Regions from separate parts of the Homo sapiens genome. Here region 1 is linked to region 2. A link is a contact called in ENCODE Hi-C or POLR2A ChIA-PET data. All regions are on one chromosome and are shown on one strand. The core of a region is the stretch at or near the end of the contact, and the rest is flanking DNA. Distances in the headings are between cores, read along the strand shown. Region 1 has its middle 230 kb from the start of RFPL4B. Region 2 overlaps LAMA4 (laminin subunit alpha 4).

Region 1 (7,197 bases), core at 3,032-5,531, 390 kb before region 2:
CATAATCCAAAACTGTTCTATCAGGCACTATTGGTTAGCGCAATTTCCCTGCCTAGCCAGCCCAACCAGCGTCCCAATATTTCTCTTTGTCTGTTTGCTTCCACTCAATCCAAGAAGCTATATGGGCCCAAGACTCATAGTATTCACCAAAATCTATTTTTACTACTCCTTTGTGGACTCATTACTAGACTCTCTTGCATCTAGGCATGGCCAAGTGCCTCCTTGACAGTGGATGTGGGTGAGAGTTATGTGTGTCTCCTCTGGGCTAAAGTAATAAAACACAGCTGTGCTTTCTCCAAATGTACTCCTTCACCTCACCTGTGGACCCAGGGAGGCGAATTCAGTGCAGGGCTCTAAGGGCTTGGGGGTTGGGGCTGTAGCAGCCACTCAAGGCAAACAGCCTGTGTAACTGAAAGTCTATGAGCCATGTCGGCCTATAACATGAGCCAAAAATAAATCTGTATTGTGTCAAGAGAATGAGATTGCACAATTCACCTGAATAACTGCTAGCAATATTTCCCCTAATACAATTTTTTAAAATAACAGAAGAAGCGCTTTCAATTTTTTAAAATAGTTTCAACATAAAGCATTAATGGAAAGTGTTATCTCCTCAGGGATGCCTTCTATGATCATCTACTCACCCTACACCTGGCACTCCCTCCACCCTTCCAGGTTATATTTTCTCCACAGCACATATCACCATCCAATATACCATAAATGGAACCTATTCATTTATTTATTGTCTGCATCTCTCCATTAGTATGTAAGTTCCATGAGGGCAGGGGATTTTCTTTGTTCTGTTCACAGCTTCATCCTCAAAACCTCTGACAGTGACTGCCACATAATAGTTGCTTAATAATTATTGGTTAACTATCTATTGAAATACAATTTCAATTCAGAAATTGTAAAATGTCTACTCTCATTTAATAATCAGAATTTAAAATTATTTAAATTGTTTTCTCTCCCTTAGCTAGTGTCTTCTGTAGGTAGAAGATCAGGGAGTGAGGGAGTCCTTCTCTCTTCCCCTATCTTCCCCACTTCTACCACATTTAGCTCACCAAGTTTCCTCACCCCTTTTGGGTTGGAGCAAAGTTTAGAAAAGAGTCTGGGCCTGTGTGGAGAGAGGAGCAGGCCATCACTTAGTTGACTATTCTTATATTAAGATGGCTTCAAGCACCCTGAGCCAAGAAGATGTGTGAAGCCGACTATGTGTATGTTTTGTGGATTCTTTAGAAATTCCCAGGAGCATTTAATGTATTTCCTATGGTATAGGTGATGCATTTTCCTCTGGGTACATGTTCATCCCTCATCACTTTTTGCATTGAAGGCTTATTCTAAACAGACTCTCTATCATTCTTTCAGGTAACTCTCTTAGAAAGAATTAAAAATATCTACAGGATAGCACTGTCTGTCTCCACTTAGCCTACCTCTAGTCCACTGGAAATAAGCGTTATTTGTCCCAACAAAGGGTAGGAGTGTTATCTGATCTTATTCTAGCGTCAGGCTTTTCTCACTCAACCACTAAAGCAGCTAACCAGCCCATCTCTCATCCTCTAGCTTTCCCAGGCTGCAGTAAGATACTAAGTCCTCTGAGTGGCTCCGCTGGGGGCTGTCTAACTGACTTAAGATTGTGGAAGCACCTTTTCCCTCCTGCTTGATGATGGGAGGACAGGGAGGGTTGCCATCACTGGGCAGCTTTGTCCAAAGAAATTCTCTTCACACTTCTACCTAAAAATGTCAGCAATTAAATTTCTTTAAACTTTTGATATGAGAGAGTAACCTATAAGTTGTGTAACCCAGTTTTTGGTTATATGTTTCTAAAATGTTTATAGAAACACCTATCTCACAACACACTTTTGTATCTGATAGTTATTATATCTTAATCACTCAATTATAACTTCCAATTTACATCCTTATGCATTCATATACTTAGGTTTATAGCTTTCTATGTATTTTTATTTCCGTGCACATATTTTGGTTATCTCTTGCTGTATAACAAACTGCATGCTAGTCTCATAAAACAATAATGAATTATTATTATTACCTTTCTCACAAGGTACTGGGTGTTGACTGACCTCAGGTGGGCAGTTTTTTCTCAGGCTGTTTTGTGCAGTGGCTGGAGCTGAAATCATTGGAAGTCTTCCTCACTCACATATCTGGTCAAGCACTTCTTCCATGGAAGCTCAACACTCCCAAGGCATGTGTCTCAAGGGAGAGTGGCAGTTGGAATTTGTGTCACCTTTTATGACCTCGCCTCGAAACTCAAACAGTGTTATTTCTGCTGTATTCTATTAGTCCTAAACCCAGACAGGTTCAAGAGGAGGGAACACACTCTTAATAGAGGAATGGTAAGGTTCTGTAAGAGTGTATGAAAATAGAAATATTGTTGGAGTCTGCATTAGTCAGGATTCTCCAGAAAAACAGAATAGAATATATGTGTATGATGTATGTGTGTGCATATATATTATATATATAAAATACATATCAAATATATAATATATATTTTACATATTTTATGTATCAAATATACAGTTAATATATACTATATATTATATATCATATATCAAGAGATATTTATTATAAGTAATTGGCTTAATACAATAATAATACTTATATGATAATATATTATATAATTATTATTAATAACATAATAATTAATAATATAACATATTATTAATAATATAACATTAATAATATAACATATTATTAATAATATAACATATTAATAATATAACATTAATAATATAACATATTATTAATATAACATATTATTAATAATATAACATATTAATGATATAACATATTAATAATATAACATATTAATGATATAACATATTATTAATAATATAACATATTATTAATAATATAACATATTAATTAATAATGACATGTTAATTAATAATATAATATATTATTAGTAGTGGTATTCAATCCTTGAATAATAATAATCCTTAATATGACAATCTTTAATCCTTATAAAAATTACAAAGATTTACTATAATGGAAGCTGACGAGTCCCACACTGGAGATGCAAGAGAGCTGATGGTATAAGTACAAATCTGAGTTTGAAAGCCAGAGAACCAGAAAAGCTGATGGTGTCGATCCAGTCTGAATGCTAGCAATCTCAAGACCCAAGAAGAGCCAATATTTCAGTTCGATTCCAAAGGCAGGAAAAGACTGATGTCCTGGCTCAAAGCAGTCAGGTCACAGGAGCTCCATCTTGCTCAGCTTATTTTATTTTATTCATATCTTGAATTGATTGGGTGGGTACCAGGGTGGGGCCCACTCACATTAGGAAGGGCAATCTGCTTTACTCAGCCTACGAATTCAAATCCAGAGACACCCTCACAGATGTACCCAGACAGATATTTGACCAAATGTCTGGGCATCCCATGGCCCAGTCAAGTTAGCACATGAAATTAACCATCACAAAGTCTTTTTAAAACATATAATCCACTACAAGGCATATACCAAAACTACAAATAAAAGACTACAAATAGGTCAAATGTTAATATCTACTGTTTTCAGAATAAAAATGATGATGTACTTTGCTGGGAATGGTTGAGGGATACATCTTTGTCCTAGTCCTACCTAAATTCCCATATTTTACTCTAATTCTGTGTTGTACATTGGTTTCCTTTCTTATGCCAGGTGATCTCTGCTTCCATGTATCAGAACTTCTGTGCCTACTGCTGAAAGTTCTTATCAGGTATTTCTACAGTTGTTCAGTGTTCAGACTTTAAGCGTAAAGCCTTCATCAATTACCTTTCTACAATCCTCACAAGCCCTGCTCTTCATTTGCATTGCACAAATATTTGCAACCCTAGAACTTAAGGGAAGCTTGTTGCTGTTACTAAGTTCTAAAAAATGCCCATAGCATCCTTCACTTGCCAACAAGTGCTGTTCTCCCATGTGTAATAGCTAAGAAAACAGGTTTGGAATCACACAATCTTGGCTGCAAACACTGACTCTGCAACTTACAATTTGCATTACTTAGGGAAATAAAATTAATCACTCCGAGCTTCAGTTTTCTCATCTAAAAAAAAAATGGGCTAGTAAGACCTTGCAAATTTGTTGTGACAATGAAATAAGATGATGAATATTAATATTAACTTAACATAGTGCTTGGTATAAAGTAAAATCTCAAGTACTGTCAAATATTATTGTTACTTTGATGACTGCTGTTGTTACTTATGCCTTTGGTGTACCAGCTCTAGAAAAAAGTTTATATAGGCCATTTAACTTTGGCAAGAAGGGGATGGCTTCCAGCCAGCGGACTCACTAACCCCCACAGCATGCTTGACTCTGTGAGACACTCTGGCAAACAAGTAAGATCTAGCAAGCAACTCCCTGGCCCATGAGAGAGGCCAAACGTTTACTCTTTAATCATTGTTTGTTCACATTAGTAAAGGACAAGAGGAATAACATTAATTAGAACTGAATATGTAACTGCCACGATGTTAGAAACTTTACACTTGTTAAATTAACCTGGGTTTCAGTTTCCTTATGTCTAAAATGAAGGAAAGAATAATACAGATAATACAAATAGTGTTTTTGTAAGAATTAAAGGATAAAATGTATGTAATATTACAGTGTCTGAGTAAATAATTACAGTAGATTATGAGATACCATTAAGGTATAGTATTTTATTTTAAACATATATATACACACACATATATATTTTTTTCTGCATGGTATTTGTCACAAGATTTTCTTTTGCTTTGGGAAAGTTACAAAGAAACACAAGTTTGTTTGTCTGGCTTGAGTAAGCTGGAAGAAGTAATCAGAAGAGTAGCTAAGTATTTCAAGGTCATACTGCCCCTAAAATAAAGAGCTTTGACTCAAAACAAAGTCTGCCTGTGCTCTTTTCAATACACTGCTTTCTTCCAAACATCTGTAGGGATAATTATACACAATATTTAAATGAATTTTGCACCAGTTAATACAAACCCTTAAAAATTATTGGAACTCAACAAGCCAGGTCTGGGTTTCTAATACTATTTCCAGTAAAAGGAAGCTCCTTGAATAAATGGCCAGTTCTAGGACTGGGGCAAAACGAGATGATGTAGCATCTCACATAAGTGCCAGAAAGTGAGAAAGTACTTCTCCACCCTCACGCCAATAAAGCACCCCACTACACATTGATAGAAGTATGTTAAAGGCACATAGAAACCAAATAAATAACACACAATGGCCAAGTTTTGGAATAATTAGAGCAACAAGATAAGCAAAGTAGTAAAAATTTGTAACACATCATATAAAATAAATATCCATAAGTCTTAGTCCATTTTCTGTTAGTAAAACGGAATCCCTGAGACTGGGTAATTTATAATAAACGTATCTTTATTTCTAACAGTACTGGAGTCTGGGAAGTTTAATATCAAGGTGACAGCATTGGGTAAGACCCTACTTGCAGCATCATCACATGACGGAGGGCATCAAATGGCCAGAAAGCAAGAACGTGCATGTCATTTCTCTTTTCCCCTTCTTGTAAAGCTACCGGTGCCATCACGGGGGGTGGGGTGTCCCACTCTGAAAACTTTATTGAATCCTAATTACCTCCCAAAGCCCCCATCCTCAAACAGCATATGAATTTAGATCTTAAGTTTCCAACACATGAAATTTTGGGGACACGTTCAAACCACAGCAATGAGTCATATGAATAAATAATTGATTAAATCAATACACAGAGGCAAAAGGACAAATCTGCTGTGCATAAATAAAAATTCCTAACAATTTATATGGACACTTCACCTTCAAGGAGGTGAAGGGAGGGAGAACTCTTATAATGAGTTTTTTCCATACAGTACCATTAAAAAAAAAGGGTGTGGGGACAGTAACCTTACATTATAGAAATCTGGCAAATACCACCATAGCCACGTGATGAAAGTCAACATCAAAGGTGATAAATCATATTAATCATATTGATAGTAGGATCCTACAAAATACATCACTAAGTATTCCTCAAAATAGTCATGGTCATAAAAAACAGAAAAGTCTAAGAAAATGTCATAGCCAAGAGAAGCTTAAGGAGACATGGTACTCTATGTAATGTGGCATTGTGGATGGAATCCTGGAATAGAAAAAAAGATTTTAAAAAACTAACAAATATTGACATTTTCTTAGACATTTCTGTTTTTTTATGACTATGACTATTATGAGGAATACTAGTGATGTATTTTGTAAGATCCTATCAACTGGAATTTTTCTCAAGTTTTTCTCATGATTAGACTGGGGTTACATAATTTTGGGATGAAGACAACAGATATAAAGTTCCATTTTTATCACATTATTTCAAATTTGAAGCAAAAGATGAATTTTAGTTAATGATAATGTATCAACACTGGTTTATTAATTGTGACAAATGTAAGATGTTAGTAATAAGGGAAACTAAATTTGGATATATGAAAACTCTCTTTACTATCTTCTCGATGTTTCTGTAAATCAAATAGTGTTCTAAAAGATGAGGTTGATTTTTAAAAGATCAGAAGAAAATATGGAAGATTATTTCTAGAGCTGAGTTGTTGGTACAAGCCTCTTTGTTATACGATTCCCATATTTATAAATGTGTTTGAAATATTTCAAAATAAATATATTTTTAAAGAATAATCTTTATCAGAAAGTACCCAAAGGAAGCTAGTGTATTAAAAGTCAGTTGATTGAAAGAAATTACAACTCTTAGATTCACAAACACTAGCAATAATAATTGTTAGAAACTTCTAAAATAAAAAACATTTTATAGTAAAAAATATTGTGGGATCCAAAGTGCTTTTTTTATTTGAGTTATATCTACAAGTACTTTTGCCTTAGTATAAATTAAAACTGAGAAAGTTTTAAAACACAAGAGCACACAATCACAAATTCTACTAGCCATCAGAACTGTTGTTATCACACATGACAAAGCCTCTAGAAAAGTCCATTGTACCTCACAAAAGAATAAAAATGAAAAAAGGCAAAATGAATGTTAAAATCCTGGGATAAAGTCTGCTTGGTCATGACGTATTTTTCTTTTTATAGATTGTTAAGTTTGATTTGCTAAAGTTTTGCTTTTTAGTTTTTGGCAGTACCTGAAATGCTGCAATGATAATCTTTATAAAACTACATATGAAGATGCTTTTATTTCTGATAAATTGTTTCCCAAAAGTGAGTTGAATGGTATGAGTCTTTTGAATTTCAATAGATTCTGCCAGATTATTA
Region 2 (7,005 bases), core at 2,040-4,539:
ATTATAAGTGGTATTATAAGTAATCTAGAGATGATTTAAAGTATTCTGGAGGATGTGCATACATTATCTGCAAATACTAGGCCATTTTGTATCAGGAACTGGAGCATCCCCACGGGGTCCTGGGACCAATCTCCCACAACTACCAAGGGATGACTATATAAAGGTCCTTGTATAGCTAAGATTTACAAGTTTTCTTTCCCACTAAATCATGGGCTTCTATCACAACAAAAGGATATTTTTAAAATAATAATCATTAGCTGAGGGAAAATGGAATTCAATACCAGCACATTGTTTTGCTTTGTTAGTCAATTTAGGAAAATGATTGAGAGCATGGACGTTGAAACTAGGTTGCTTGTATTCAAATCCCAGCTCTGACACCCACTAGCTGTGTGACCGTAGGTAAGTTATTTAACCTCTATAATTCCTCAGTTTCCTGAATAATTATTGCCTCTATCTCATGAGCTGTTGAGAGAATTCAGTGAATTGATATATGTACAGAAGTTAGAACAGTACCTGGCATACTAAGTACTCATTGCTTTTTGGAGGTGCAAATGATATCCATAGCAGTTGGCCAAATATGTAAAGTGTAAGCAAAAACAAAAATTGTATTGTAGCCTGGATAGAATCTTGGTGTGAATTTTATTCTAAACTTTGAAATTGTTCTTGTCCAAAATTACCTGTTGGAACACATGAAGACACTACCCCCCAGGGGAGTCACCCAGATCCAGGCCTCCTGAAACCACTCAGATTCTCTTTCCTCAAAGGCACAACTTCAAGACAGGAATCATTATGGCAGACAGGAAGTCAGTGTCAAGATTGAAGGGCTCACTCCCAAGTAATCTCAGTAAAGCCGCATTTAGACCCAACTCCTCGAAAATGAAAAAGGAGAAAGCCAGGGGTCTGAAATAAAGAGACTTGCATTAAAATGAGGAAAGTTAATTTCTATACTCCATTTACATCAATACTGATGGGTTGGTCAGTTCTTCCAGACCTAACAAAATTAAAATTCTAAAGCTCAGACACCCAGGGCCACCACCAGCCTATATTGTACCTTTGTACAAATTAGAAAAAGGAGCCCTTTCCCCATGGTCAACCCAGCCCCTGACCAGCATCCCTGGTCTAGTGAGTGGAGCTTGCAGAATTTTAGCCCCTAAGGGCCTCAGTCCCCTCTGCAGACCCCACCCTTCATATCAGGCTGCAGCAGCCTGCGGACCCCACTATTTTGAGAAAAGAGCCTCACACTCTACTCTGAGTCCTCTTACACTGAAAGAGTTTTATGTACATTTTTTAAAACCTGGTGTGCCCATTGACTATTCTCAAAACACATTCTTCTGCAGACAAAATTGTCAGAAAGAGAAAACCAATACGCCCTAAGAAAGATACAAATCAACAATGCTGAGAACACGATGAAAAGCCTTCTGTCTGACGTAGAGGAATTAGTTGAAAAGGTACGTATGTATGTATTCAGTTTCTGGGACAGCCTTCAAAGAAAGGATTTAGCTGATGTGAGGCTGGCTGGTCACAAACGACTGAGGCTTAACACAGCCCAGAAAAAATGCAGTGACCCATGTGCCTTAAAATAAATCAAGACCAGACCTGTGGAGAAAGTTAACATACTCAGTCTCTACCGTCTCCTCTCGTTTTGATTGTTTTTCTTGAAAAGCTATGTTTGTGGAGAATTTTCTGTGTATTTGCGGTGGGTTGATACGGTTGATTTGTTTAATTAGGATGGTCATTCAGGTGTTTGCCAAGGCATCTTATGACTAAGAGCTACAGAGCATCCAGAATTAAAATTTATTATATAGAATATAAAATTTAAATATTGGTTAAAGTATACATTAAATGATAAATGGAAAGAAAGGGAATTGTCCTGAGAAAGCAATTTCGCTCTTTGGCAGGGAAAAAACCACTTTCAACCATCACTTTATACCACAGACTAAAATAAATTAGCCCGTTTAAAGAGTTGAGTATAAATCTCAAATCCACAAGAAAATAGAACAAACTACTTATTAAATCTTCAAAGGGAATAACAGAACACTTAAATACAACATAAAGAATTTCAATAAAAAGATAGATTTGACAAGATAAAATTTCAAATATCCAATAAAACAACTAAATAAACAAAAAAGACAACTAGACAGAGAAAAATATTGAGAAAAATACAACTTGTAAAAGCTGTCAGGAATTAACAGGAAAAACATTAAAACATGAGCAGAGTCAATGTGAAAGGCTATTCAACGCACTCCGCAACAGCCTAATGGAAAAACATCCATCCATGTGCTATACTAATTTTACAAACTAAGTCACGAGGCACCATATTTAGCATATTAGAATGTTTAACACAGTTTTTTTTTTTTTTTCTAATGATATTCCACCAGTACTGGCCAGAGTACTTCAGAATTGCCGCTTTCCAAAACTGGTAGTTGACATTATAAACAATTCTCATGATCAACAAAAATTTTAAAAAAATAAAATAACAATAGTATTCTCTTTTGACCTTGGACCCCAAACCCTTTAAGAGATTATCATGAAAATTGTGTCCCTAGTTCCCGGCAATGGCACATATTAATCCAACCACTAGTGCTTGAAGAGCAGTGAAATCTCTTAAATAGTAAAGGAAATACCAAGAAATAAATATTTGTGGAAACTCATTGTTACTTCATGTTGGTATCAGATATGGTTGAAACTTGCTAAAACTATCTTAATTCTTTTTTCTTTTTTTTTTTTTTTTTTTGAGATGGAGTCTCGCTTTGTTGCCCAGGCTGGAGTGCAGTGGCGTGATCTCGGCTCACTGCAGCCTCCGCCTCCCGGGTTCCAGTGATTCTCCTGCCTCAGCCTCCTGGGTAGCTGGGATTACAGGCACACACCACCACGCCTGGCTAATTTTTGTATTTTTAGTAAAGACAGAGTTTCACCATGTTAGCCAGGCTGGTCTCAAACTCTTGACCTCAGGTGATCAGCTCACCTCAGCCTCCCAAAGTGCTAGGATTACAGGCATGAACCACCACGCCCAGCCTTAATTCTTTCTTGAGGAAAGAATTTTCAAGAAAACATCTGAGGAAATGTTTTCACCAAGATTAGCTCCTCCCACAGCCCAGGCAGAATTCCTGATCCTTTTGTTGTACAATTTCCCCACTTCTAATGTAAGCTAAATGCAGGCTTTCGTGGAGAGGAAATAATGTACGCTTGAAAGTTAACATCACAGTAGAAAAGGCTCCCGGACAAGAAGGGCAGACCACCAACACAGGAGGTTGATGATAAAGCTACTAGGAACTTTCACCCAGCTGTTTCCATCTATTTTTATTGAATATAATGTTCTGACCACAGTCCTGATGGTGCAAAAACCTGCTGAAACATTTCAAAACAAATGCCCAGGGCTGGTCTTAATGACTTTTTAAGCATTCTTCAAGCCCTTGCTCTAGAAAAGTCCATGACTGATTCTTAGATTTAAGGAAAGCTGTGTCTTAGAAAGCCTTCTATCAAGAAAGTAACTAATATTTGGCTTTAAATAGAGTAAAGGAGTTCATTGTGTATAAAAATCAGTAATATTGCCCCTTGAACTTGATAAGTAATACCACTTTTTGCAAATTACCTGCCACATGGATTTCATGTGACCCAAATCTCACAAGTTACATCCACCTAGCTACGGGTTTTGTCTGAACTTCCCTTTCTAAATTCTCCAGCCTTCTACTGGGAAGTCCTACAGCCCTTTCCCACCACTTATGTCTGGGATTCCCCTAAAGGATGCCCATCCATCTGTGTTCATAAATACCCAGTGCTCAAAAGATGCTCCCTTTGGTGCTGCTGATCTTGTCTGCAATGAAAATTCCAAAGATCGTGCCAAGATTCTACTTTTCCATGTTCCCAGAGCCACTGTGCTCAAGGTCAGAGTGTCACTGGGCTACAAGCAGAGGTGAGATGTGGCCCTCTCCCAATCTCAGTGCTGCCCCTCACCATCTGGATCTTGAAGGTCCACTGCAGAGCCCAGAGTTACAAAGCACAGTCTCCAAGGGCGGCTCAGGAGGTACTGCACCATCTCCTCCACTTCTACTCCTTGAACCACAGCAGAAGCTACCTGAATGACAACTCATGCAGAGAGACCCACAGGACTAAAAGGAAAGTAGGCTATCTCCAAGCATCAAAAGCATCTGAACCTCATCTCTGGTCCTGCCAAAAAGGCAGGAGAAAATTAAGTACAGTTGGCCCTCTGTATTCATAGATTCAATCATGGCTTAAAAATATTTGGAAAAATTCCACAAAGTTCCAAAACGCAAAATACAAATTTACCATATGCTGAGTATTACTTTGAATCCATATGAACGAAGTGATGTATAGGCATTGCATTAGGTATTAGAGGTAATTTAGATATAATATATATAGGGGGATGTGCATAGGTTATAGTATTGCAAATACTACACCATTCTATGTAAGAAACTTGAACAACCATGAATTTTGGTATCTGTGGGGTCCTGGAACCAATCTCCCATGGATGCTGAGGGATAACTGTTTACATTTCTATTCCAGAAGCATTATTGAACATCTGTATATAATATTTATTTATTTATTTATTTATTTATTTATTTATTTTCAGACAGAGTCTCGCTCTGTCATCTAGGCTGGTGTGCAGTGGCGCAATCTCGGCTCACTGCAACCTCTGCCTCCTGGGTTCAAGCAATTCTCCTGCCTCAGCCTCCTGAGTAGCTGGGATTACAGGCATGTGCCACCACGTCCGGCTACTTTTTGTATTTTTAGTAGAGATGGGGCTTCACCATGTTGGTCAGGTTGGTCTCAAATTCCTGACCTCGTGATCCACCCGCCTCGGCCTCCCAAAGTGCTGGAATTACAGGCGTGAGCCACCGCGCCCGGCCTGTGACAGTTAGTGTGCTAGGTGCTAGGTATCCTGAAATATAATAAGGCCCTGTTTTCAAGATGCTTCAGTCTAGCAGGGAAACAGATAAGTAAAAACATAATTATGATACAGCATTTAATAAGAGAAACATGGTACAGGCTAAACGGTAACTCTAAGGAAGAAATAGTGAAATATTTTGGCATGGGTACACTAGGAAAGGCTTCTCAGAGAAGGTGAGTATTGGCCTGTATATTGAGAATGAGTAGGAGTTTATCAGATACTCCCAAGCAAGGGGTAAGTACTATGAGAACAGATAGATGTGAAGCAGCGTGCTAAGTTCTTGGGACTGGAACTGTGGCCTTGTGGAAGATTCATTGTAAGGCAGAGAGAGGAGGAGATAATGCTGAAGAAGCTGTCAGAGGCCCAATTGTGAAGAACCTTCCCAAACACGCTCGTGAACATGGGGACTTCAGCCTGTGGACTCTGGAAGTCATTCAGGTATTTACCCAGAACAATGAGCTGATTAGATTTGCACTTTAGAAACGTCCCTCTGCAGTGTGGATGATAGACTAGCCAGTGAAGACTGACAATAGGGGCACTGCTTAGGAGACCGCCACAGTGGTCTAGAGAAGAGAGCAGTGGGTTGCTGTCTTGCCTTCATTTGAAAAGAATTTGCACAGAACAAGGATGAACTGAGACTGTGGTCATGGAAAAGAGGAAGAGAGGCCAGAGTGGCAGGTGGAATGAAACAGACTTGGTGACCAGTTGGAGGTGAGAAATGGCAAAGAGAGAAGCTCCATCCTGAGACGTGGATGACTAAGACTACGAACACGAATGGATTACTCTGGACATTTTAAAAGTGAAATATCTGTGATGGCACAGAGGGCAGATAGAGATGTGAATCTGCAATTCAGAGGGTAATCAGGGCTGGAAAGGAATTTAGGGTCATTAATGTTTAGGAGGTAGGCAGAAGTAGATATTACTGTACAAATTCTGAAGTAGCACACCAATATTCCTACTATTGGTTTGTCCAGGACTGTTGCTGTTTATGCTTGTGTCCCAGAATAATTACTAAAAGTTCTCCCTTTCATGTGCAAAAATGCCCCAGGTTGAACCATAAAATATATGATCACCCTAGATATTGGTTATCATCCTCACGTCATCTACCTTTTATGTACTATATTACCAAGACATCCTTGCCACTTTTATGTCAAATATGTACAAGAAGAATTTTCTGTTGAGATGAGCAAATGACTAATACATTTGTAATGTAAACCACCAACTAGTTTACAGTTACAAGGTAATTTTTTAATTTCAGCTTTTCTTAAACCGAGGCGCACCTGTTTTCCCACGTGCCTATATCATTATTTTCCTTCCACAGGCAAAGTTACAGGAAAAATAAACATTCATATAAGCCATCACTATAGGTTCAATTCAGTCATCTTACAATGTAAAGGAATAGATGTTCCTCTTTGCCACTGATCCAGTCATATATACAGTATATCAATAGCTATATATCTCTATCTACCTGTATCTTAGCGCCCTCTGGCGTTTGTCAAAAAGAAGAGGTTTTCTTATAGGCATGACATTTTTCAGCTGTCTCTCATCACTTCAACTGAAGTTTCCATATCAAAAAATAATAAGTTTAATGACATAGGAATAACAATAGAGCTTTACTCTGAAGTATCAAGCCAAAGTAAAAACTAGGGGTGTTGTGCTTTGCAAATATAACTTAAACTGGATCAAAGATCAACTCATTAAAAATTCTAAAATTTTAAATGCTTGTGTCCGTATTTTTTAAAAGCAGGGAGGAGTAATATTAAGATTTATTATAGTTTCTGCATATTTAATTTTAAAATGACCACAAATACTGTTTTTCTGGAAAGCACTGGAACAAGCCAAGAAGAAGACTGGAATTGCAGGAAGGAGTATAATGACTCAGAAGACAGTGTCCATTCAGAGAGCCCACAGTTTATGAAGGGACTGATGACCACATTGCCGCTGCACAGTGGGCTCTGTGACTACAGGAGCCTTGCTCTGTAGGGAGGGGATTACCCTTCTCCAATAAAAAGCCTCTGGGCATGTGTTTGTTATAATACCATTTCTGCATTCTCTTCCTTGACCATCTGAGAGGGCCACTTGCTTGGGTTATTCCT

What was found. A loop is a pair of places that touch in the nucleus more often than their neighbours do. ChIA-PET counts read pairs that join two places held with the same protein, here RNA polymerase II (POLR2A). Pooled maps may share reads with other maps.
Region 1: a loop to region 2 is called in a map with no recorded cell type, with 2.3 times the contacts of the local background. The contact joins two enhancer-like sites. A Hi-C loop is called at or near these places in 1 of 37 single-sample maps with no recorded cell type and 2 of 50 pooled maps. POLR2A ChIA-PET finds 5 or more read pairs at or near these places in 1 of 52 experiments (naive thymus-derived CD8-positive, alpha-beta T cell).

Annotation. Positions count from the first base shown.
Region 1 is chr6:112,568,780-112,575,976 of GRCh38, reverse strand. No RefSeq gene overlaps it. Among named protein-coding and RNA genes, the nearest start is that of RFPL4B, 230 kb to the right of the region's middle. Within about 2 kb of position 4,281, at least 5 of the 41 ENCODE cell types and tissues checked have a DNase peak (open chromatin) inside an H3K27ac peak, as active enhancers do.
Region 2 is chr6:112,179,680-112,186,684 of GRCh38, reverse strand. LAMA4 (laminin subunit alpha 4) reads left to right here. Exons shown (of 39, transcript NM_001105206.3): 9 at 1,338-1,448. Among named protein-coding and RNA genes, the nearest start is that of LAMA4-AS1, 53 kb to the left of the region's middle. Within about 2 kb of position 3,289, at least 2 of the 41 ENCODE cell types and tissues checked have a DNase peak (open chromatin) inside an H3K27ac peak, as active enhancers do.